Regions from separate parts of the Homo sapiens genome. Here region 2 is linked to region 1. A link is an interaction called in ENCODE POLR2A ChIA-PET data of the cell type or tissue named here. Cell type or tissue: A673. All regions are shown on one strand. Links, peaks and the distances in the headings refer to the core of each region. The heading gives the core; the rest is flanking DNA.

Region 1 (12,427 bases), core at 2,945-6,944:
TTGGAAAATATTAATCTTCATACTATAAGCTAATACAAATCCAAACAGATCAAACAGAGTTACATGCCACAAAGGAAAGAAAAATCTCAAGAACTAGAAGAATGCCAAGTCAATGCATGTTTTATCTCTTGTTGAGAAAGGACTTTGTAAGCTAAGAGACGGTGGAAGGTGTCTGAAAGGGAAAGATCAATAGGTTTGACTAAAGGTGATAAACCTTTGTCCATGGAAAACAGCAGAAACAAAATTGAAAAGTAAATAACCCAGAAAAAAGATTTCAACACATATAACAGACATAGGATTAAAATTCTGAGTTATAAAGAGCTGATACAAATCATTAGGAACATAAAACACTAATAGATGAGAACAGAGAAGTCACAGAAGAACCCAAATGTTTAAGCTTTCTAGAAACAAGAGAAATAACCTAAGGTGGCATATCTAAAAAAAAATTTTAACAGCTTTTTCTGATTGATTATAAAAATAATGCCTGTTTACAGTAGAAAATGTGGAAGGTAAAATTGACCCACTAGGTCACCATCTAGAAATGACCACCATTAACATTTACTGTATATCCTGCAACTGTTGTTTACTCTGCCTTTTTCTTTTTAAATTAAGATCATATTGTTGGCATCTCATTTTCCACCTATCAAATTAACAAAGCTTTTTTTTTAAAGCTTATACTCCATGCTGGTGACAGGGTATACAGTTCAGTCAATGTTGGTGCAATTGAATTGGATGGAAAGGGGCTTGATTCATCCTGTCCTGGGGTGTTGGGCAAGGGCTGACCCCAGTAGTCAGCATGGTGGTGGGTAATAGAGATTTCAGATCTCCAAGGTCAAAGTGACAGAGTCACCAGGGGAGCTTTTCAAAAGGAAAGACCACCCAAGTCCAGTGACTCCAAGACCCCCTCCTCCCCAGGGTCCTTCAGCTATTCTGAGCTTGTAAGGGGCCTCTCTGCCTGAATCTGGATTTAGCTCCAGGTTCCACCTCTGACAAACTGTGTCCTCAGCCATTCTCTGAGCCTTGGTTTTGATGGGGATTCCTACCTCACAGGGTCATTGTCAGGATGAAAGGACACAGTCTAGCAAGTGTATTTAGTCCACTGCCAGGCAATAGTAAGTGCTCAAATATTGTTGATCAAAAAGGCAAACTCTGAGTGGGTATTTACTTTCTGTTTTTATAACCAAGGACTCATCGGGGGATTTTTGCTGAACAAAGATACTGTGAATTCAAATCTCGGCCTCGTAAGAATCAGAAAACTGCTTGCAGCTTTTGAGTGGCAATTTCTCCAGCTTTCCAAATATCTCCTGGCTGAATTTCAGAAAGCCTGGTTAACAGTCGTTTCTCTGAACACCTCCTACCTGCCGATGGTGACATAGCACATCAGAGGCAGAAATGGGTCCATGCCTCTGAATCCAAGCCTGCCTTCCTCCCTACACAACCTGGACCCTTTATTGGGGGAGAGTCAGGCACAGTGGTAAACTGACAAGGGACAGGGCTGCGATGGGAAGTGGGGGGTGAGGATGAAAGCAGCTGTTGAGGGCCCCTCTAGCTCTGGGCCGGTGTGCTCTTTAGAGGGTGTCTGTGTCCCGAAGCACCCCCTCCCTCCCTCAGCAAGGGGCTGGCCCAGGCCCTCACCCTTCCTCGGAGCCTGCTGCCCACATCAGAGCCCTCATTTCAGCTCCCCTCATGACACTGCCTTGCATAATAAATGCTTCAGTTGAATGTACTTTATTTTGGGGAAAGTCATTAAACTCCTTTTGTGGAAACATTTTAATTGAATTAGATTGTTTTCTGATTGTAATAGATGTTAATTAATTGAGTGGGCCGAGTGTCCTTGGATGTAGCTGGCTTCTCTCAGTTTAATTAGGAGGTGAATGTGGACTTATTTCTTTTTGCTATGAGTCTGTGGTTTAAATTTATCTTTTCAGCTAATAAAGTGATCAGGCGAATGCAGGGAGCAGATTATTTCTTATATCTGAAATTTAGTAGTCTGCTTCGCTCACAGAGCCAAGTGGCAGCCTCTGCTTGGCATCATTGGGGCGTGACCCAGTTCTCCATCTTGGCTTGATGAAGTTTCTCCATTTCTCTTGGGAAAAGAAAGAAGTTTTAAGTTCTACAAACATGCCTTTATCTCAAGGATACTAGTCACCTTGGGGAGTGATGCTGTTGGTTCCCACAGGTGTGACTGACCTGAGAGGCAGGTGGTCTGCAAGGCAGCCAAAACTCCCGAGCTTTTCGTCCATCCCTGGAGCAGGCAGGCAGGACTTGGGTAGGTACTGAAACTCAGAACAGCCAACAGACCCTGGCAGCTTCCTCATTGTAGAGATGCTGCAGCTGCAGCCCAGAGAGGGAGAGGGCATGCCCAAGGCCGCACAGTGTGGCCCTGGGACAGTAACACCTACATCCCCCAGCATCTCTGACTAGTATCAAATTCAGTTTGGGTCAACCAGCACTGACATGAGCCAGACCCTTGGCTATGTGAGAGGGCAGAGGTAGGTCCAAGGTCCTCAAGGAGGTTGCAAAATAGTGACAGCCATGATGTGTAAACTGAAACAACCAGAGGGATCCATACAACATAGAAGACAGTGTGAGGGGCCAGGCATGTTACCTTGACTTGTGGATAGGAAGGGCAGTCTGGGAAGCCTTCTGAGAGGGGATGAGTCTGCACTGGGTTTTGAAGGATGAATAGGAGTTCCCCAGGAGGACAAAGTGTGGAGAACGTTATTCCAGACAGAGGCAACAGTATATGCAAAGCCAAGTTCATTCTGGCACATGCTGGCAAACATGTAAGAGCCACAGGAAGCCCTCAGCAGAGGCAGGACATGCTCAGATTTGCACTGTAGGAACAATGTCTCAGGCTGTAGAAGTGGAGGAGAGACCACAGTGAGAAATGAGGGGTAGAAAGAACCAGGGGAGACAGGCTGGGCGCCCCTAGCCCAGCTCACTGCCATGGAGATGGAAGAGCAGGGGCCGATTCTAGAAATATTTAGGAGGTAGAGTCAACAGTTCCCAGCTTCCCAGAGGGTCAGGCCTCCCAAGGAGGCCCCAAGAGAGAGCAGGTGAGGATAAAGGAAGGGTGATGCCCTCTCAGACAAGTTCTTTGGCAACTAAATGGCTTGTGTTCGCCTGAATGGTGCTGCAAGGTGACAAGACTTGCAGTAGCAGTGACAGCTCACACTGAGCCACTTCCTTAGGCCAGATACCATTACATGTGATGCATGATGAACTTTATCTTCAGGACAATCCTGCAAGGGGGCTTCTTTTCCTACTCCATGTCACCAGGGAGGAAACCTGAGCATGGAGATGGACAATGACCCACCCAAGGTCACCACGCCAAGGAAGTAGCAGCGCGGTCGCTCTCCCAGGCTAGCTAGGGCCTCTCTGATCTACCCCAAGTTGATGTGTGCTCCACATTCAAATAGGGCTTGCTTGACTCTTTACCCCAAATTATCCATTGTAACAGGCAACAAGAGTCTAGGTTTTCCTTTGAAAAATCAAAAGGCCTTCCAGCACCAAACATCATTCCCCAGAAGCATGGGGGCCTTGGACCTTGGCAGCTTGTCCCTTTCTCATCCATGCCCAGGGCCCCTGCTCTCCAGTGGGAGTAGGCGAGGAGTCCAGGCTGGGCTGCTTTTTTGCAGATCCCACAGTATAGCAAGAAGGGCCTGGTTCAAACCCGCTGCCTCCCTGTGTGATCCTGGGCAAGTCCTTTCCCTCTCCAGGCCTCAGGAACTGACCAGGTCTGCATCACCCCTGCCAGGGCTGCCATGGAGTATCCGGAAAGCCACATGTGTAGGACTTCGGGCACATGGTAGTTGATGGCTGCTGTGATTAAGGCTGCCTGGGCCTTGCTCCTGGTTCTCTCGAGGACACAGGACACAGAAAAGTGTCTTCACAGGGGCAGCCACTAACCCTAGAAATTGGCTCCCAGGCTCTGCCACCCAAGAAGCAAGCTCACTGCTTATAGAGCTTCTTTCTTCAATAGGAACCCTTTCTCTGCAAATCCCTAGTTTGCTAGGAACCCCAGAGGCACATTCTTTCCCGTCCACATGCCCCCACTATCTCTGGCAGGACTATATTCACCCTTCAAGGCCTCAGTCTAGCCCACCTCCTCCCCAACCCCATCAGACTTCTCCCTACCCCCTGCCCTTTGGGTGCTTCCTATGAGTATCTGGCCCCACTCTGCCCTTCTGTGCCACTGGGCACTTTTCTGATGCTGGAGAGCTCCCAGGGCAGGCTTATGCCTCTGACTCGCCCAGAGCCTGCCAGAGCCCACCAGAGCCCACCCCTGGGTAGCTCCAGCTGAAGACTGTGGATGGCTAGAGAAGGGAAGAAATTCACCCTCCCCACCGCATGTGCGTGTGTGTGCGCGCACACACACACCCCCCCCACCCCCCCCCCCGACACATATGGTCCCTCTCCCATTTTGTGGCCACAGCTGGCCTTCTCTCTAGCTCTGCCTTGTGTGGCTCTGGGACCTCTGCCCACTCTGTCCTATCCTTCATCAGGCTGTTCCAGATGCTTATCCAGCCCCTGGGACATTCTCACCCCACCCTTCCCACTGGAACATGCCCTGACTTTGGGGCAGGGGCTGGCACTAGGCAAGCTGTCACTACACACCACAGTGGCCCTGTCTCTGGGAAAATAAATGGAACATGGCTTGGGAGCTTGTCATCTACTGGCTCCAGGAGACTCCCACAAAAAAAAAACATGGAGGAAGCAAACCGAGATCCTTCTCAAGGAGGCCAGGAAAGTAGGCCCTGAAAAGCAGAATTAAGAAGCTTTTCCCTCTTCTCCCAGCCTGCTAGAGGGCAAAGCAGCAGTGGGGTTAACTGGTTCCCAATTGACAAGTTTCCTGTCACCCTTCCCCTTCCCTCTCCTGCAGGATAGACCAGCTGTTGGGGCCAGATTAATGGCCACAATTAAAAGCAAAATGCCCTTGCTGTGGCCCACTCTCCTCCCACACCTGTGAGCCTGGAGGCTGAGCTCTAAGCCCCAGGAATGGGAGATTTGTAATGAAATCAGACATGCCTCTTAACCGCTGATGGTATCAGGGCCCAGGGGAGATGCAGACTTATTTCCTAATCTCCCTTGGAGCATCTGTCAGCCCCACTACACAGCAATGTCATTCCTGCGTGCAGCAAGGACCTTTCATGGGGCAGACTGTCAACCGCCTGCCTGGCTGCCCACCCGCCCCTCCGAAGCTCCCCAAAGCCGCTTCCCCTTTCCTGGACTCAGGCTGCACAGGCATTCACAAATGCTCATACCCCGCACACTCACATCCTCTCATCCATACACAATCATTCTGATTCATTCATAAATTGCCTGCTGTGCCCCAATTGCATTGACAGACAAAAGAGAAAAATAAGAACATCTATTTAGCAGTGTTGGAAAACAGAAAAGGGTATCATTGCTAAAGCAGTCATTTTGAGGGATTCCTAGAAGCAGATGAGAACAAGCAAAACGAGAGGCCCATTGATGCTGCACAGCTAGACAAGTCGGGGGGCTGCTTTCCCTACTAGAGCCCAGGGAGCTCCCCAACTCTGGGCAGCAGAGCTGAGCAAAGGGGTTGCAGGAGGCCTCAGGAGCTGTCTCCATCCCGGCCTTTGTCCCAGGCTTTACTGGGTTAGAACTGCGTGCTGAGTCCGAAAGGGGTTTGGGCAGCCTGCGTGGAACAAAGGTATAGGACTCCACAATCCCCATAGAGGGAAGGCAGGAGAGGGTCTTGGCCCAGTAGTGGCAGCTTTTACCATAGCCTGCTGCTACGGCTGTCACAGCCTGGACCCTACGAAGACACCCTGAGGTCCCAATAGCAGTGGTGGGTGGAGGGAAGCAGATGGCATGGCCTGGACTCAGCTGAAGAAATGCATGGAGACCTGCCACTCCCTCAACCCACCCCTCAGCCCCAGCCTCAGTGCCAACCGCACTCCCTGACACCTCAGACTTGAGGCAAAAGGAATCCTAGGGCTCCTGTCCTCACCCCGGCCATTCGCCCCCAGTTCATGCACTTGGAAAACGAACACTTCCTGCCCACACCCCTTCAAGAAGGGTCCAATTACATCAGGAAAACCTGCGTGCTGCAGCCCCCTTCTTGACATTCATAATCTGTCTTAGCTTGTTAAGGGCTCTGAGAAGTCTTGCAGCATCTTTTATTGTATAATTTACATTCCATGCAGTTACAGATCTTAAGCATTCAGTAGAATGAATTTTGACAACAGATTACACCCATATAACCCACACCCACATCAATATGTAGAACATTTCATCACTCCAGAAATTCCCCAGGTCCACCCCACAGGCAACCACGTTATGACTTCTATAATGATAGATTCATGTTGCCTGTTCTGAAGCTTCGCAGAAATGGATTCTCACAAAACATGCACCCCTTCCGGTCTGGCTTCTTTCACTCACCATAATATCTGTGCAATGCATCCATGTTGCTATGTGTCAGTAATTCATCACTTTTCATTGTTGACCATATTTTCTTGTAAGAATATACTTATTGCAATTTGTGTATCTATTTTCCTGCTGGTAAATATTTAGTTTTTTTCCAGTTTTTACTGTGAGCAAAGCTGCCATGAACACTGTGTGCTAGTCTTGTTGTAAACAGATGTTTCATATTTTTCCTAGGCAGGTGTACCTAGAAATGGAATTTGCAAGTGTGTGCACACTGCCAAACTATTTTCCAAAACAATGTATGGGAGTTACTGTTGCTCCACATCCTCATCATTATTTCATATTGCTTCTTTAGGAACTTTTATAAAAAATTGGTTTAACTTAACATTTCCCACACTAATTGAGCCATTGAACTTCTAAAATTTTTTATTTAGTATTTCCTTATTTATTTAGAGACGGAGCCTCACTATGTCACCCAGGCTGGCCTCAAACTCGGGCTCATGACACTGTGCCTCCAGAGTTGCTGGGACTACAGGTGCACACCACCACGCCCAGCTGTACTTTAATAAAATAATCCCTTTTAACATATAATGGAACAAGTGTTCTGTAAAATTTATTTTGGAGAGTGAAATCTAGATCTTTATTTATAAGTAGGAGAAACAAAAATATTAGCTATAACAATAAATCACCAGATCAATGAGAAGGAGAGGCTCAAAAGAGAGGGCAAGGCTGAAAAAGCTGAATAAATGGCCTCCCATGAAAAGGAATGAGTACAATCAATCAGACTAACTGTGAGGTTCAAGAGGATGTCACATAGATAAAACTAGATGGAGCAGGCTGCAATGAAAGAGAAAGAGAATTTGGAAACGACCAACATGGCTGCCAAAATGAAAAACTTGAGAATTAATGAACTACGCAATAAGCTCTGCCCCAAACTAGTGACACTTGCAGTTAAAGACAGTGGAGTAAAGGCGTCTCCACCCCTTTCTCCTCTCTGAAACCAAGTAAAACCTTAAGAAGAATGAGAAATAGGAGAGAAATGCTCTTTTGCACAAAACTTGGACACTCATAACACCAAAACATAATGTATGAATACTATAACAATTGGTTACTATCCTGGTCTCTCCAGATAGTATAGTATCTGGAGAGGATTCTGAGAGACCATATACCCCTAGAGACCAGGAAGGATAAAACCGAAGACCCCTCTGTTGGAACAGCAAAGGTCAGAGTATTTGGATGGGCTTCTGAACTTTCCTGAATGCTGCTTGGCCGTGTGGCATGGCTGTGGAGGGAGCGCTGAAAACGGGAAGGCAGAAGTTGCCATCCTTGCAGGAAGCTGGATGACCATCTGGTGGGTGACTGGCAGCCCTGCCACTGCTGGTCTTGCTGGCTGAAGAGAAACAAAGGCCGAACCACCACACACAAACCTGGGACACTGTGGGGGCTTGACCGTGGGTTCTCTGCTAGTCTGGGGTGAAGTCACACCCTGGGGAAATTGTGGATTAGAAAGTGTATTAGTTCCTATGACTGCTGAAACAAATTACCACAAACACCAGTGATTTATTCTCTCACAGTTCTAGAGAGCAGAAGTCCCAAATCTGTGTTACTGGGTCAAAATCAAGGTGTTGGCAGTGGGGCGCCCTCCGGAGGCTTAGGGGAGAATCCGTTCCTTCCCTCTTGCAGTTTCCGGGGGCCGCCAGCACTCCTTAGCCTGTGTCTGCACCACTCCAATCTCTGCCTCAGTGGTCATATTGCCCTCCTCTCTCCTGTGTGTATGTCAAATCTGCTCCTGCCTCTTTCTCATTAAAACACTCATGATCGCATTTAGGGCTCAGCCAGATAATCCAGAATAATTTCTCCATGTCAAGATCCTCAATTTAACCACATATGCAAAAATCTTTGCCATTTAAGGTAACATTCACAGGTTCCAGGGATTAGGACTTGATATCTTTGGGGCCATTATTCAGTCTACCACAGAAACTATCACAAGACAAAGCTCAAATGTAAGCTGCACGCTAGCTCAACTCACTGCTTTGGTCTCTGGCTCCTCCTCCATACAATCTTTCATTTTCTTTTCTTTTTTTTTTTTTTTTTTGAGATGGAGCCTCACTCTGTGCCCCAGGCTGGAGTGCAGTGGCACAATCTTGGCTTACCGCAGCCTCCACCTCCAGAGTTCAAGAAATTCTTTTGCCTCAGCCTCCCAAGTAGCTGGGATTACAGGCGCATGCGCCCAGCTAATTTTTGGGTTTTTGGTAGAGATGGGGTTTCGCCATGTTGGCCAGGCTGGTCTCAAACTCTTGGGCTCCAGTGATCCTCCCACCTCGGCCTCCCAAAGTGCTGGGATTATAGGTGTGAGCCATCACACCTGGCCCTCCATACAATCTTCCTATAGAAAACTAGTCCAAAAAGACTAGAAAAAGCCAGTCAAAAATGAATGATAACAATGTATAAAATGGCAGGAAGGTCAAACATGTCCTTGTTGCAGGATAGCTGTGACTTAGCTAAGTACCTCTATTTAATGAGAAAGATCCTAATACTGGGCAGACACCCACATATTCTTGTATGCACTCATACACAGACTTACACAACTCCAACTACACACCAGTTATAAAATACTCACTCAAAACAACAAGAGTCACACGGAAGGCCTGGCTAAGATATCTCAGGCAAATGCTGACATAAAGAAAGCAAGGTAGGATATGTTTATATCAGACAAAGTAGAATTCAAGGCAAGATGCATTAAACAAGATAAAGAACTTTTTTTTTTTTCAAATAAAAGTACAGTGTGCCAAGAAGATGTGAAATGAAGAGGTCTTTTACCCAGCAATCGTCTCAGTGGGAGGATTTATCATAACTTTCTCAGACTCAAATTGAGTAAAGAAAAGAGAAGGTTTGAATATCAAATTAAATAAGCTTTGTGTGTACTCTCAAAACAGACTACCTGTTTTCTTTTCAAATTCTCATGGAACAATGACAAAAACTGACCACATACCAGTCCACAAAAAACTCAGTAACCAAAAAGTAGAAATCATATGAACCACATTTCCTGATCACAATGTAATCCATCTAGAAATTAACAACAAACAGATAATACCTTCACCCCAGGTCTAACCACTTATAAATTTTCAAACATTTCTCCACAGCTCAAGTTAAATTAAAAGATAAAAATTGAGGCCAGGCATGGTGGCTCACACTTGTAATCCCAGCACTTCAGGAGGCCAAGGCTGGAGGATCACTTGAGGCTAGGAGTTTGAGACCAGCCTGGGCAACATGGTGACGCCCCATTTCTAAAAAAAAAAAAAAAAAAAAAAAAAAAAATCACAAATTGTCAGAAATTATTATTAACAATGAGAATATCATTGTTAGTAACTGAAATATTAAAACCTAGATAATAAGACTAAAGATTTTCTCAGAGCAGTGGTCATAGTCTTAAACTCTTATGTGTAAAGTCAATAACTCATTCATTCCACAAATATTTTCTGAGTGCCTATTATAGGCCAGCACTGCTCTAGGTGTTGGGGATTGAACAGAAAGAGAGATTCTTTTTGTAGAGCTTACATTCAAATTGATAATGGTAAGAATTAGGGGGCGGGGGAGGGTGGAATGCCCTGAACATTCAATTCAAGAAGCTGGAAAGGTACAATAAAATACTCTCAGAAAAGCAAAGGAAATTACAAAAGAAAATATATAAATTAGGCCTGGCGCGGTGGCTCATGCCTGTAATCCCAGCACTTTGGGAGGCTGAGGCAGGTGGATCACGAGATCAGGAGTTCAAGACCAGCCTGGCCAAGATGGTGAAACCCCATCTCTACTAAAAATACAAAAATTAGCTGGGCGTGGCGGCGTGCACCTGTAGTCCCAGCTTCTTGGGAGGCTGAGACAAGAGAATTGCTTGAACCCGGGAGGTGGAGGTTGCAGTGAGCCCAGATCGCGCCACTGCACTCCAGCCTGGGTGACAGAGCGAGACTCTGTCTCAAAACAAAACAAAACAAAAAACGAAAATATATAAATTAATGATTTAGAAAAATAAAGTAGAACTGATAAAATTAAGCTTTGATTAGACTCTATTGCATCTAAGAAAAAAGAGAAAACACAAATATTTATCATTAGTAAAGGCAAGAGGGATTACACAACTGCAAATACAGAGGCAATTGTATAGATTATAAGCAAATAATATGTGTAACATGATGCTAAAATTTGAAAACTTAGATAAAGCAGATATTATGGATAAAAATGGATATATTTCTAGAAATATGTAAATTACCAAATAGGCTCAATAAGAGATAAAAAGCCTGAGTGGTGGAAGGGTGTGGTGTCTCACTCCTGTAATCCCAACACTTTGGGAGGCCAAGATGGGTGGATGACCTGAGGTCAGGAGTTCGCAACCAGCCTGGCCAACATGATGAAACCCCGTCTCTACTAAAAATACAAAAATTAGCCGGATGTGATGGTGTGCTCCTGTAATCCCAGCTACTTGAAAGGCTGAGGCAGGAGAATTACTTGAACACGGGAGGCAGACATTGCAGTGAACCTAGACTGTGCCACTACACTCCAGCCTGGGCGACAGAAGAAGACTCCGTCTCAAAAAACAGCAACAATAACAACAACAAAACCTGAGTGGCCCTGTTACTAGAGAAGAAATTGAAAAGATCGTTCAGGGTCTACCAACCAAAACACATAAATACCTAGATGACTGAAGGCAAAATCTGACAAACTTTCAACACACTGATAATCTTATTAAACTATATAGAACATAAAGATGGAAATACACTCTTTTGCAAGTCTGCATACCAAAATCTGATACACAAAACACACAAAGGAATTACAGTTCCAAGCAGGAAGGCTGGAGCACACACTGCCGTTGTTGCAGCTGGAAGCGCCAAGCAGTGTTCACTTGGACACATGGGTGGCCTGTCACCCAAACACAGCTGTGGGGATAATTCACCTCCTGTGGTCCTGTCCTCCTGTCACTCAAACTATGCTCCACATCTATGGCTTCAGGGGTGTTCCTTGTGGCCAGTTGACAGAGGAAGATAATAATTGAGTAGAGTTTACCCCAACTGGTTCAGTAAAAGTGCACAGCTGCAGTGTTACTCTCCCACTCAGGAGTGGCCCCAAAAGACAGTGTGGAGAACAAATCCTCTCAGGAGTGGAATTTAGAGCGTTACATCTTGAACACTTTCCCCAAAGGCCAGATGGCCTGAGATATAGATCTACACTGGCTCATGGGCAGTAGGTCATGGTTTTGCTGGACAAACAAGGACTCCAGAACAAGATGCGAGATTGGAGACAGGATGGTTTGGGGAAGAGAATGTGCATGGATCGCTCAGAACTGACCCAGAGGCAATGAGTATTTGTGTGCCATGTGGATTCTCTCCAAAATGTCCTCACTGTGGAGCAAGTTCTCAATAATCAGGTGGACAAGAAGACCCACCCAGTGGATGAGTAAATGTCTATAAGTCTCTTTCCTCGGTCACCCTTGTACCCACTCAGGAATAAAGTAGTTTTGGATGCAGCAGCCACCTATCCAAGTGAGGACCTAATGGCCTCTCCAAAGGTGAAGCAGCCACTGGCACCGATGAGGGTCTAACTTTCAGCAGTAGAAACCAGTTCTGCAAATCTGATATTATACCACAGTGAGGAGGACCAGTTAGCTACTTGATGGAAAGTTAGTTTTACTGGGGCTCCTTCCATCGTGGAGGGGCAGGAACTTGACGTCACTGGAATAACTACTTATATTGGAGTTGAATATGCATCCTGTCTTTACTGTGTTTCCATCAACACCACCATCAGTGGCCTGAATAATGTCCTCCACTCCATCATAGCAACCCATACAACACTGTTTCTGCCCTAGGATCAGGTGTACAGTCAAAGAAATGGAGCAGTGGGTTGATAGTCATGGGATTCACTGGTCTTTTCATACATGTAGGAGCAGCTGGCCCTATAGAAGAGTAGAATGGGCTGTTAAAGGATCAGTCCCAGCCAGGTGCGGTGGCTCACACCTGTAATGATAACACTTTGGGAGGCCGAG
Region 2 (12,427 bases), core at 3,923-7,922, 120 kb before region 1:
GATGCCTACAAAATATGTAATAAGAATGGTAAATTTGCTGAAAAACAAGTAATTACAAAATGATAAACTTATTCTAGATTGCCATTTTTGTTTTTCCAGTCTAGTAATAAATACAAGTTCTCTTCCTTTGATATACATCAGAAGTACCTGAACTGTTTCAGATGTTTGAGCCCCCTCTCAGACCTGCTGGCTTAGGATCTATGGGAATGCAACTCATGCATCTGTATTTTAATAAAGATTACAGATGATTGTGACAGGCACTAAAGGTTGAGGACAACTGCCATATAGTAAAATAGAATTGTAGACTCTGGAGCTAGATAGATCTAAGTCCAGAGTTCAGACATACCATGATCTAAGTGTATGATCCAGTCCTAGGTCTATGAGCAAATCACGAAATCTCTCTGAACTTCAGTTTCCTTGTCTATAAAATAGGGGTGGTAATACGTTATAAGGAAGTAGAGGGATTAAAGGAAACAGTAGATAAAAAGTGCCTGGCATATGTTAAGTGGTAACTATTGTTATTCTGGTAGCATGACATTATCCTCAGTTTTCATCTTGACTTATGAAGAGTGAGGTGTTTCTCACAGTAGCTCTTTTCTGCATCCAGAAGAGTATGCAGAACTTCTCAAGCTATCTTTTCGTGAGACAGATTTATTTTGGGCTTTGAACTTTCCTCCAAGTTTTTATTTGGACTATTCAGAAAATAGTGTCAGAGAAAATACATGGCATCTCGGTTTTCAAATTCCACAACACTCTCTGGAGTGGCTAATTATTTCTGGACCCTGTTACAAAGTTATTCATTGTCTTATGTTAAGAACAGATATACTGGTATATCATGAACTTGGGACATAAACTTACTAGTTGCAAAACCATAGAACAATGGATTTTTGTCAGTGAAACATATGAATACCTAATTCGTTATCATGGCAACTTCATCTTTATATGTTTATGTTGTCAGTGTCTGGATTTGTAAATGATAATGTTTCAGATTTTCTTTTCAAACATCTCAGATCAAATATCAAAGACAGGGTTTTTTTTTTTTCTTGAAATATCTTTAGAATGTTTAACTGATAATGTAATGCAAAAAGCCACAAGAGAAAAGAGAACTATTGTTCTGTTTCCTGGTAATGGTCTTTCCTGTCTGTATTACATTACACACATATATATGTGTGTATGTGTGTGTAATATATATATATATATATATATATATATATATATATATATATATCCCTTTATTTTCAGTTGCTGTGACTGACAGAATTAAAAAGAAAGCATTGATTTTTTTTTCTTGGTTAAGGATCGATTAAATACTTAGAGCGTAATGCTCAGCATAAACATTTCATTTACATGAACTTTGCCTAGCATTTAACAAGACTATGGCTAGCTGCATTCTCTTATGAAATACACATTCACAATATCTTCTCAGTGAAGGGGCCATTTCTTTATGACTGTGTGTTTCGTCATATATTGAAAAACAGAGAGTATATTAACTATTTCAAATGTAAACATTACGAGTGTTAGAGATTACATAACTTCATGCTTGGTGTACCCTTTCTACTTCTTTCTAGAATTGTCATATATATATATATATATATATATATATATAAATTATACACACACACACACACACACACACACACACATCTGTAGAAAGTCTTGCTCAGATTTCACCATTGCTTACTTCTGGACCAGAACACCTTATAGGAAAATTTCATGTCACAACTATTTTTAAGCAGAAACTGCAGCAGATGAGGATATAAATAGATGGAAACAGTTTTAACCACCTATATCTTTATCGATCTTTGACTCCAAGCAGTTGCAAGCTTGGCATTATGGTTTATCTGAAAAACTATTCTAGTATAGCACCAGTTAATGAAATAAATTGTCTGCTATATATAGGTTTTGTGTGAACATACAAATGAAATGTACTGTCTCAGAATAATGTGGTTGGGGAAATATCTGGAGACAAATACAATGCAATTGCAACATAACAGTTACACACCAGACTCTTAACAGGAATAATGTAGTGTGATACTTGAAAGCCTAAACTCTGAAATGAGATTGCCTGAGCTGAGATCTCAATTCCTCTAACTATGTAACCCTGGGCAAGTTACTTCAAAGTGCCTCCGTTTTCTTCTCTGCAAAATAACCATTGATTTGAAATGTGGAGGATTTTGAAACCTAAGCTAAGAAATGTGGGTTTGATATGCTGAAAAATAGGGAGCTACTTAAAATTTTTGAACAAGCAAGTCACATGATGAAATTAATTGAGGAACATTGTATTTGTGATTGCATATGGATGGAGTGGGAGGACCTAGAGGCAAAGACATTAGATAGGAGACCACCAGAACAAACTAGACGTGAAAGGTGCAGCTGTGGAAATGGAAAGAGATGGGCAAAACCAAAAATCACCACAGAGAAAAAAAATCATCCAGATTTCATGATAGATTGGATGTATTTTGAAACACCTCTCTCCATACAAATGAAATAATTCAGCAAAATTCTAGAAAATGCTGGTGTAGGAGCTCAGTGGAAATCTCCCGTAAGTGCTGTGAGAAATTATAAATTCTGGGGACTCCAGCTGATACAGTGTGCATTCACTTACAGCTTCCTTTGCCCCTTTGTACACTAGAGCACAACAGGAAATATTGGCTTATCTCTGTAGGAAGTGTCTCTATAGGAGTTGCTTACTGAACTGAATATCTTTGTTTAGAACTAATTGACCTTTCTAAAACAGCATTTTTAAAGAGCTTACTCAAATAAGGCAGACTTTAACCATCTGATAAGTCAGAGACAAATCAGCCCTCTTCTAAGCAAGGTTGACAGTCAGTGCAAGAGAAAAGAAAGCACAGAAAGAAAGGCACCATCAGACAAAAGAACAGTGTATTAGTAAAAACCAGATAATTAAGAAAATTTTATTTAATGTGAACATTGAATTCTAACACAAATCCTTTTCCTGCATTATGATAGTATCTGTGTGAACCAACCTTTTTTCAGCCCTTTTTGTTATGGAATGTTAAGAATGTTAGTTTACAAGGTTATAAAGTAGAAGAGTCTAATTAGAAACCAGAAAATATCTCAGTCTTTTGGTCTGAATTTGTTTTCCTTTGGTTAGATTCTTAAAGTAGAAAAAAAAAAACTACTACTTATTTTGTAAACATTTTGAGGATTTTGATTCAGATATTTTAAATTATTATGAGAGATAAAGAATAACCCTGTCCAAAAAAGTAAGAAAATGAATAAAATTTGTTTAAAAGAGGATTCTCTTAAAATATAACCAAAGGGACAGATTTTGACAGCAGTCTTCATTGTTGTTCCATATGAGTGTTTTCTAAACCTAACAGATGTAAGCAATAAATAAGTAAAAAAAAAAAAAAAAAAAAAAATCTCTCAAATGAGGCTATTGGTTTCCTTCAAAATTAACTCATCATCTGGTCAGATATTTCCAGAAATTGTTTTTAACTATCTGGCAGAGCTACTGTTTTCAGTGAAGAGAGGGATCCAACAGTGATTTGATGTTTTAGTTTATATAACAGGACAGTGGTAGTATCATCAATCACTTAGCAGATTTAATTAAGTATTCTCTCTATGGTCAAATGCATTACCATTCTTCCCACTAGTCTAATAGTTTGAGTATTGGCTTGCTATTTAAGAGAAGTAAGTTATTTTTACAAGACCTTTTGTCTTGACAAAATAATCCATAACTCCTTTCCACTAGCCACAGTATTAGAGACTACTGTCGACACACACACAAATGTGTTTTGTGGGGTAATATCCAGATTGCTTGCTATGATAGTTAAATCATGTGGAAAACCTTGAATTTTGATGAAGACAGCTCTTGCTTACAAATGCATTTTATCCCCACAAAACATATCTTGGCTCTGATTACTCTAAGGTAAAACTCTACTAAACATGTGCTGCTGCTTTGCTTGTACTTGGGTGGAAGCTATGAGTGAGTGAGTGAAAGGTGCAAATGAAACTAAGTTCTTACCAGGTAGAACTGAAATAATAGAATACTGACTTCCAAGTTTGCTTCAAAAGGGCTCTTAGCAAGTGAATTCACAATTTACAGTATTAATCAAATGAGGGAAATGCATTAGAATATCTTGTTTCTGGAAGCTTTGTTGGCTATAGGCTAATTTCTAGCTCTTTAGACCAGTTTTGGCCGTCATTTAGTCACTAGTGACTTAATTATAATTAAAATTATTGCTTCTCAAATTTTCATATACATACTAAAGCATGGACTGATTCTAAATCTGGAGTGGGGCCTGAGACACTGCATTTCTAACAAGCTCGCAGGTATTACCAATGCTGCTAGTTCGTGGACTGTATTTTGAGTGGCAGAAGTCTAAAGAGTTGTCCTTGTTACCTGTGTCACCTGTCTTCTTACTCTGTTTGACTTTTTGCCTGTAAGATTAAATCTGTTTGCGCTTTATTTTGCCATTTTGAACTATTTCATAATGCTATGCTTTCTATGGCAAAGAAAATAGCCTCTGGAAGACATGCCCTTTTATTAGTGGGAGCTCCATGCTTTCTCTGGAGTTCCAGCAGGCTTTGTCTGGAGTTTGTCCAGAGGGCTATAGTGAAGGGACCCAGAAGAGCCTTTCATTGTTTCTGCTTGCAAGAAAAATCAATCACCAAGACCAGTTGATTAACAGAGATTTTCCCACTTAACTATCATTATGTGAAAGGAGTGTGGATTCTGCAGTAGAACCTGTGTGACCTTGGTCAAGTTACTTAATTTATTTGACTCTCAATTCCTTAGTCTATAAAATCAAAATAAAATGAAAATTCCTTAGTCTGTAAAATGCATAAGATCATTGGGATAATTAGTGATTAGCAGTAATATATATGAAACACTTGGATAGTATACTGTCTGCATTATAGTAGGCATTTAATAGTTAATAACAAACATCCTTGTCACTGAGTGGAATGAAACAAGCATTAAAAACTGTTTAATTTTCTCAGTGTGAGGCATTTCATTTGTAAGGCAGCAAACAAGAAGAGAGAAAGAAGGAGAAACAAATTTTGTGATTTGTTTTCTATGAAAGAAAAAGGTTAAATGTATGTTTTCATTTTTTTATGTTTCTACTTCATGTTTTAAAAAATTATTCATTAGTTTCCTTTGGAAAACTTGGGTCAAATCATTCTTCTGAATGTCCATTAGAATTCCTGTGATTCAGAAAAATTTTAGATCCTCAACTTTATTTTGAAAAAGAAAAAAAAAGAATTAATTCCATTCCATCCTAACTCACCTGAATTTTTGAGGCCAAGATATGCCCCAGTAGTGACATTCTTACTGTACTCTTTTACTGAGTATAGTATAGAGGAGAATCATCAGGAACACAGCTGGCACCTTGAGGAGCACGACTTAAAATTGGCGTTGCATGCTAAACCTGGGCAAGCCAACATTTGTTTGGTTAGTAATCTTTTCAGGCAGAGCCTTTGATTCGGCCCAAAATTCCTGCAGATTATCACAGAAGTATTTTTATTTGCAGCCAAAATCCTTCACAAAACTTCTTAGTACATTCTGAAATACAAGCATATAGGCTATAATGGTTTTTAAATTCCTTTTTCTCTCTCACATTAACTGGTTTTCTTATAGTGTGCCTAAAATGTTTGCCCAGTTAGGTGCTTCATAAAAGAGATTTTTTCCAACAGCACATGTGTTCCAGGATAACCTATTAGCTATATTATATAAATGGGAACTCTAGTTGATGGGATATTCATCTGTAAGAAAATATTCTCTCAGTACCCCTGGGCTTAGCAATACTATCATTTGTCTCACTTCAAAGCTAATTGAAATCAGCCAGCCTATGTTTCAAAATATCTACACGTATTACCAACCATCTGGCTGCTCACAAATGATGAAGACATTTAATATAAAACCTGGTTAATGCACTACCCTTTCACCTCTAGAGAAGAAATCTTGCCTAGGACATCCATAGTCTTACTTTAGTGTTGGTCTACAACAGGGCAATCATTTAGGTCCCCAAACTCATAATAATTTTATATAATCCCTCCCAAGTGACTGACCACGTGATAGATGTTAAAATGATCTTTGCTGGGCTCATTCACGACTGCAATGACAGAGTGGAAAGTTTATGTATAACCATCAGACCTAGAATATCTAGAGTACATTGCATGTGGGTAAAGGGCATATGCTACAGTTTTTTAGTAACTCGAACTTATTTTTTCTGATTATGAAAACAATAAATATTAAATGAATTCTATCCTCATAGTAGAATACTTGGAAGACATACATTTCCATTCAATATCTTGTTATTTATTAGTCTTTCAATCTTTTTTATTAAGTTTATATACATTGTTTTTAGCAAAACTAGGATTGTCTGTATTTAGTTTCTAATCTACTTTTTAAACCTAGTAATATTTTATGAACATTTTTCAACTAAGTAATCATCTCCATTTCAATAACTATAATATTCTCTCCTATCGCTATACTGTCTATGAGACATATAGATTGTCATTTCCCTGTCATAAAAAACACATAAGAAATATCTGAGGAAACTTATTCGTGCATATAGATTAATCATTGAACATATCATTGCCTTCCTTTAAATTCCTAGAAATTAATTGCAAGATAAAAAGACATGTGAATTTTTAATGTACTTTGTTTGCTTTTACTTTGTTTCATTTTTTTTTGCCTGGGGATGTTTTGATACATATTGCCTATTTTAAAAGCAGTTTGATAGATGATTAACTGGTTCCTCACCGTTTTTTTTTTTTTTTTTGAATTTTAGCTTGTATGAATTGTAGTGAGCTATTGTATTGGCAACATTATAATTAATTTTACTAAGGTATCTCAGGTAATTTCTCATATACCTATCAGCTCCAATCATATGTTGATAAAAGGGATGTATTGCGTAGTCAAGTAACATCTAAGTGGTAAGAAGGCAACTTTTAAAAGACATTTAATTTTTTCTGAAATGCCTTGAAGCTTCTGAGTAAAAGTTGCAACTTTTAAGTAAATCAAACCTCAATGCATAGTACATTTTTGTTAATCAACTCTCTAAAACCAAATAATTTTACCAAGACTGCATCATTTTTTACCAAGTTTCTCATGAAGAATTTTAACTGACAGTCTTTTCATTGAGGAGCACACTTTTACTCTTTTATCTACTAGCTAATTATGACCATCTTTTCTTCCTCCCGTCTTGCCCCACTTTGAAAAACAAAGTATCTTTTGCTTTTGTCATACCTAAATTGCTAACATCTGTAAATTCTTTTTGTGGAAGAGGGAGGAAATGTTGATGTCTGCATGCTTCTCAATATGTATTTAAAAATTTGCATATGAGTCAAAATAAAATTATTTAACAACTATTCAACTAAAGTATGGCCTATTAATAAATGAATTTTAGCATATAAAATTACTAGGGTATAAAATTATAGTAGAACCAATGAATTTAGAGTCTCAATTAGTTAAAAAGTGTGTTTTGAAGATAATGAGTACTTTTTAATTGCTACATATTGTTTTCAGTTGAGTTTTGTTCTTTGCAGTAATGGTAGCCAGAAAGTCATTTTTGCTTGTAGTATCTCAATCAAAAGATATTTTATTCTTTTTCCAGTCTTCACAGGCCCGACCCTTTGGTGTATGAGTACTGATGGGACTGCAGTATGGACAACCCCATAATTAGGCTTGCAATTATGGCAGCGTTACACTCTACTAGGAAGTAAATTTGAGATATAAGGTTGATTTTTAATTTAGCACCTATATAGGTATATCCTGACTAAAGAGTACCTGCTATATGGTAACTGATACTAAAGTCCTTATGATCACAGTATGTAATTGTCTGTTGTTTACCAAATTAACTATGCTCATACATATAAAGGGATTATTTTACATTGATTTGCTTGTATAATAGCCCTCACTATTAAATAAACAATGTGTACACTCCCTCCAAATAACTTTAAAAATCTTATCTTTTTGTGATAATTCAGATTATTGAAAAATTTCGGGGTCATCAATCATTGCTGAATCATCTCATTTCCAATCCTTCCTTTCTATTCTTTCTGCCGCTAGCCTAGTTAAAACCTCATTACCTCCCACCTGCACTTCTGGAACTGCCTCTTTATTATTCTCCTACCTCCAGTCATTGTCTGTATTGCAATTCATTATATACAGTATACATATATTAATCTTAATTTAGAATATAGATATGATTATGTTATCCTTCTGTCTAAAATATATATTTCATTAGCCATACTCTTAGATCTAGCTGGTATTCAACAATTTACATGATTTAATCCTAACTTCAAATTATATTATTGTTCATCTCACTGCATCTCACTGTTCATATGATTTCTTACCTTCATACCTTTCCTTGAGCAGTTTAGTATGTCATTCCTTTCTCCACACCACCCCCACACTCATTTGCAACCAGGAACTAAGTGCAGTCTGTGCAGTGTGAAATGGGTAGCAATGGCCCACACATGGAAAAACATATAGCCTTTCTGGTCTAGTGAATCAGAAAAGAGAAACTGGGAAAAAAAATAATGCAAAATATACCTGAGTGCAGTGGTGTGTGCCATTAGTCCCAGTTATTCAGTAGGCTGAGGCAGGAGGATCACTTGAGCTTAGAAGTTCAAGGCTTTAGTGCACTATAATTGTGCCTGTGAATAACCACTGTATTCCAGCCTAGGATACATAGTAAGACCCCATCTCTTTAAAAAAAAAAAGAAAAGAGAATTAAAGACCAACGTTCCTCATGAAAATAGAGGCATAATTCCTTAACAAAATGTTAGCTAACTAAATAAATAAAATGAATAATAAAATCATCCCAGGGTTGCAGTGTTGGTTTAACATCTGACAATCTATCAACATAATTCACCATTTTAATAGAATATAGGAGACCAAAAAAAAAACATGATTATTTCAATAAATGCGAGAAAACATTTGACAAAGTCAAATGACATTTTGTCATGATAAAATGTTTGTATCAAAGTAATGGGGAAACTTTAATATTATAAAGAAATTTCCTCAACCTGATTGAGGTTATCTACCAAAAAAATCTACAGATAGCATTATATTCATCTTTGATGATGAATAGCTCAGTGCCTTCTATCTAATGTCAGGAACAAGGCAAGGATGTCCACTTTTACCACTTTTATTTAACATTGTTCTAGAAGACTTATCCAGTGCAATAAGGCAAAATATAAAGGCATACAGATTGGAAAGGAAGAATTAAAACTAGCCTTATTTCCAGATGACGTGATCATATATGTAGAAAATGCTAAGGAATTTTTTAAAAGATACTAAAATAAATTTAGCAAGGTAGCATTATACACAGTCAATAGACAAAAATCACTTCATTTCTATATATTTGCAATACACATTTGGAAAATGAAATTTTAAGCAATTCCATTTACAGTAGCATCAAAAAACAAACTTTTTAGGATAAATTTAACAAAAAATATGAAGAGACTTCCAAAAGTTTGTGGAAATGAAAAAATATATAAACTTTATTTATTAACAAAAGCTCCATCCAGTTCAAAACACTTTTATAAGCAGTGATATCAGCCATTTAGTCTATCCCTAAAGAACCTGGGGTCCTGGGGATTTAACCACATCAATGCGGTATATTTTACATTATTAACTGAATAAAAATGAGTTGCCCAATTTTTTTAAGATTAGGAAACCAAAAGAAGTCGGAAGGAACCAAACCAGAACTATGAGGTAGATGCCTAATGAAAACTGTCAAAACATTGCTCTTGTTTAATGAGAAGAATGAACCAGGAACGTTGCTGTGGTGGAGGACTCTCTGGTGAAGCTTTCCCAAGCATTTTTCTGCTAAAGCTTTGGCTAACTTTCTCAAAACACTCATAATAATCAGATATTATCATTCTTTTGCCCTCCAGAAAGTCAACAAGCAAAATGCCTTGAGCATCCCAAAAAACTGTTGTCATGACCTTTGCTGTCTACCAGCCCACTTTTGCTTTGAATGGACCATTTCCACATCTTGGTAGCTATTGCTTCAACTGTACTTTGTGCTCCCCACAACCTGCCCTTTTTTTTTTTTTTTTTTTTTTTTTGAGACAGAGTCTCTCTTGGTCACCCAGGCTGGAGTACAGTGGCACAGCTCACTGCCACCTCGACATCTCATACTCAAGTGATCCTTCCACCTCAGCCTCCTGAGCAGCTAAGACTGCAGGTGCATGCCACCATGCCCAGCTCTTTTTTCTTTTTTGTATAGGCAGGGTCTCCCTATGTTGCCCAGGCTGATCTTGAACTCCTAGGATCAAATGATCCGCTTCAGCCTCCCAAGGTGCTGAGATTACAGGTGTGAGCCCCCGCACCCTGCCTGTACTTTGTCTTTAAGACCATACTGGTAAAGCCGTGTTTCATCTCCTGTACAATTCTTCGAAGAAACGCTTCAGGATCTCAATCCTACTTGTTTAAAATTTCCATTAAAATCTCTGCTCTTGTCCGCAGCTGATCTAGGAGTAATGGTTTTGGCCCCCGTTGAGTGGCAAGTTTGCTCAACTTTAATTTTTCAGCCAGAATTGTGTAAGCTGAACTAATTAGATGTCTATGGTATTGGCTATTGTTTCTGCTGCTAATCATGAGTCCTTTTCAATTAGGGCAGAACAAGATTAATTTTTTCCTCACAAATAAGTGTGAATGGACTGCCAGTGCAGGCTTTATCTTCAGCATCGTGTTGTCGCTTCTTAAAAGAAGTTATCCATTTGTAAACTACTGATTTCTTTGGGGCATTGACCCCATAAACTTTCATAAGGCATCAGTTACTTCACCATGCTTCCACCCAAGCTTTACTATAAAGTTGATGTTTGTTCTTGCTTCAATTTTAGCAGAATTAATGTTTCTCTGATAGGGACTCTTTTCAAACTGATGTCTTATTCTTCTTAACACCTTAAACTAGATCCCATTCAGACATGCTATCACAACTTAGTATGAGTTTATTTGGTGCAGAAAAATTTGAAAATCCATGCAGTTTTTCCATAATACACATTTTCCATGAACTTTTCGAAGATCCCTCATATTAAAGACTTACACACTGAAAATACAAAACGTTCCAAAGGGAAATTAAAGAAGACCTAAATAAATGGAGCAGTGTACTGTTTCATTGATCAGAGGACTCAAAAATTGTTAAGATGGCAATCCTCCTCAAATAGACATAAATTTACTGCAGTTTTAATCAGAATTGCAACAGGTATTTTGAAGATATGGACAAGCTGTTTTTAGATTTATATGGGAAGATAGCCTAAAATAGCTAAAACAATTTTGATAAAGTTGGAAGACAAATTACTTGATTTCAAGATTTACTGTAAAGCTGTAGTAATCAAAACAGTCTGGTATTGACAAAAATAAATATAAATATAAATATAAAATATATCTCAAAATTGATCATAAATCTACAGGTAACAAAGCTATTAAACTTGTACATGAAACCATAGGGAAATGTGTTTGTTACACGTGTTAGGCAAAAATTTCTTTAAAAGATCATTGGCTAGGTGCAGGGGCAACATAACGAGACTCCATCTCAAAAAAAGAAAAAGATAATCAAAAGCACAAACTAAAAGAAGTTATCGTTTAAATGTCCAGTGGGCCTTCTGTAGCCATGGGTTCTGCATCTGTAGATTCAACCAACCAACCACAGATCGAAAATATTTTTCTGAAAAAGGTTGGTTGTGTCTGTACTGAACATGTACAGACTTTTTATTGTCATTCCCTGAACAGTGCAGTGTAACAATTATTTACATTGTATTAGGTGTTATAAGTAATTTAGAGATGATTTAAAGTATACGAGAGTGTGCATAGGTTATATGCAATTACTGTACCATTTCATATAAAGGACTTGAGCATCCTCAGGGGTCCCAGAACCAATCACCCAGAGACACTGAGGGATAGCTATACTTTATCAGAATTGGGAACTAGCTTTTCGAAAGACAATTAAAAAGGCAATCCACAAACTGGGAGTAAATTTTTGCAAAGCCTATGTGATAAAGATCTTGTATCTAGAATACATGAAGTTTTACAACTCAGTAAGCAAACCCAATTTAAAATGGGCAAATGATTTGAACATGAACTTCACAGTAAATATATGAATGGTCAGTAAGCACATGGGGGGACACTTAACATCACTTATCTGACAAATGTGAATTTTAGCAAAAGACCAACGATACCAAGTGTTGATGAGGTTATGGAGCAATTGGAATTCTCATATATCGCAAGTGGGAATGCAAAAATGGTACACAGCTTTGAAAACCAATATGGTAATACCATATAAAGTTAAGCCACTCACCATTTGACCTAGCAATTCCATTTTAAGGTTGATATGGTTGGTTCTGTGTCCCCACCCAATTCTCTTGTCGAATTGTAATTCCCAGTGTTAGAGGCCTGGTGGGAGGTGATTGAATCATGAGGCCGGAGGACTCCCCCATTGCCGTT

Evidence for each region. ChIA-PET counts read pairs that join two places held together with the same protein. Peaks named below come from ENCODE experiments on the same cell type or tissue, not always from the same donor. Only the 100,000 strongest peaks of a DNase experiment are listed, where the experiment ranks them.
Region 2: POLR2A ChIA-PET joins it to region 1 with 5 read pairs; 3 of 35 experiments call an interaction of 5 or more read pairs at or near these places.

Annotation. Positions count from the first base shown.
Region 1 is chr15:77,090,176-77,102,602 of GRCh38, reverse strand. It overlaps a transcript of PEAK1 not described here. Among named protein-coding and RNA genes, the nearest start is that of TSPAN3, 25 kb to the right of the region's middle. In A673, for the core only: no CTCF peak of the experiment used is centred there; a DNase peak (open chromatin) is centred at 5,032.
Region 2 is chr15:77,214,846-77,227,272 of GRCh38, reverse strand. The region is part of intron 6 of PEAK1 (pseudopodium enriched atypical kinase 1); the gene reads left to right. LINC00597 (long intergenic non-protein coding RNA 597) reads left to right here and starts at 1,869. Exons shown (of 1, transcript NR_026813.1): 1 at 1,869-3,380. In A673, for the core only: no CTCF peak of the experiment used is centred there; no DNase peak of the experiment used is centred there.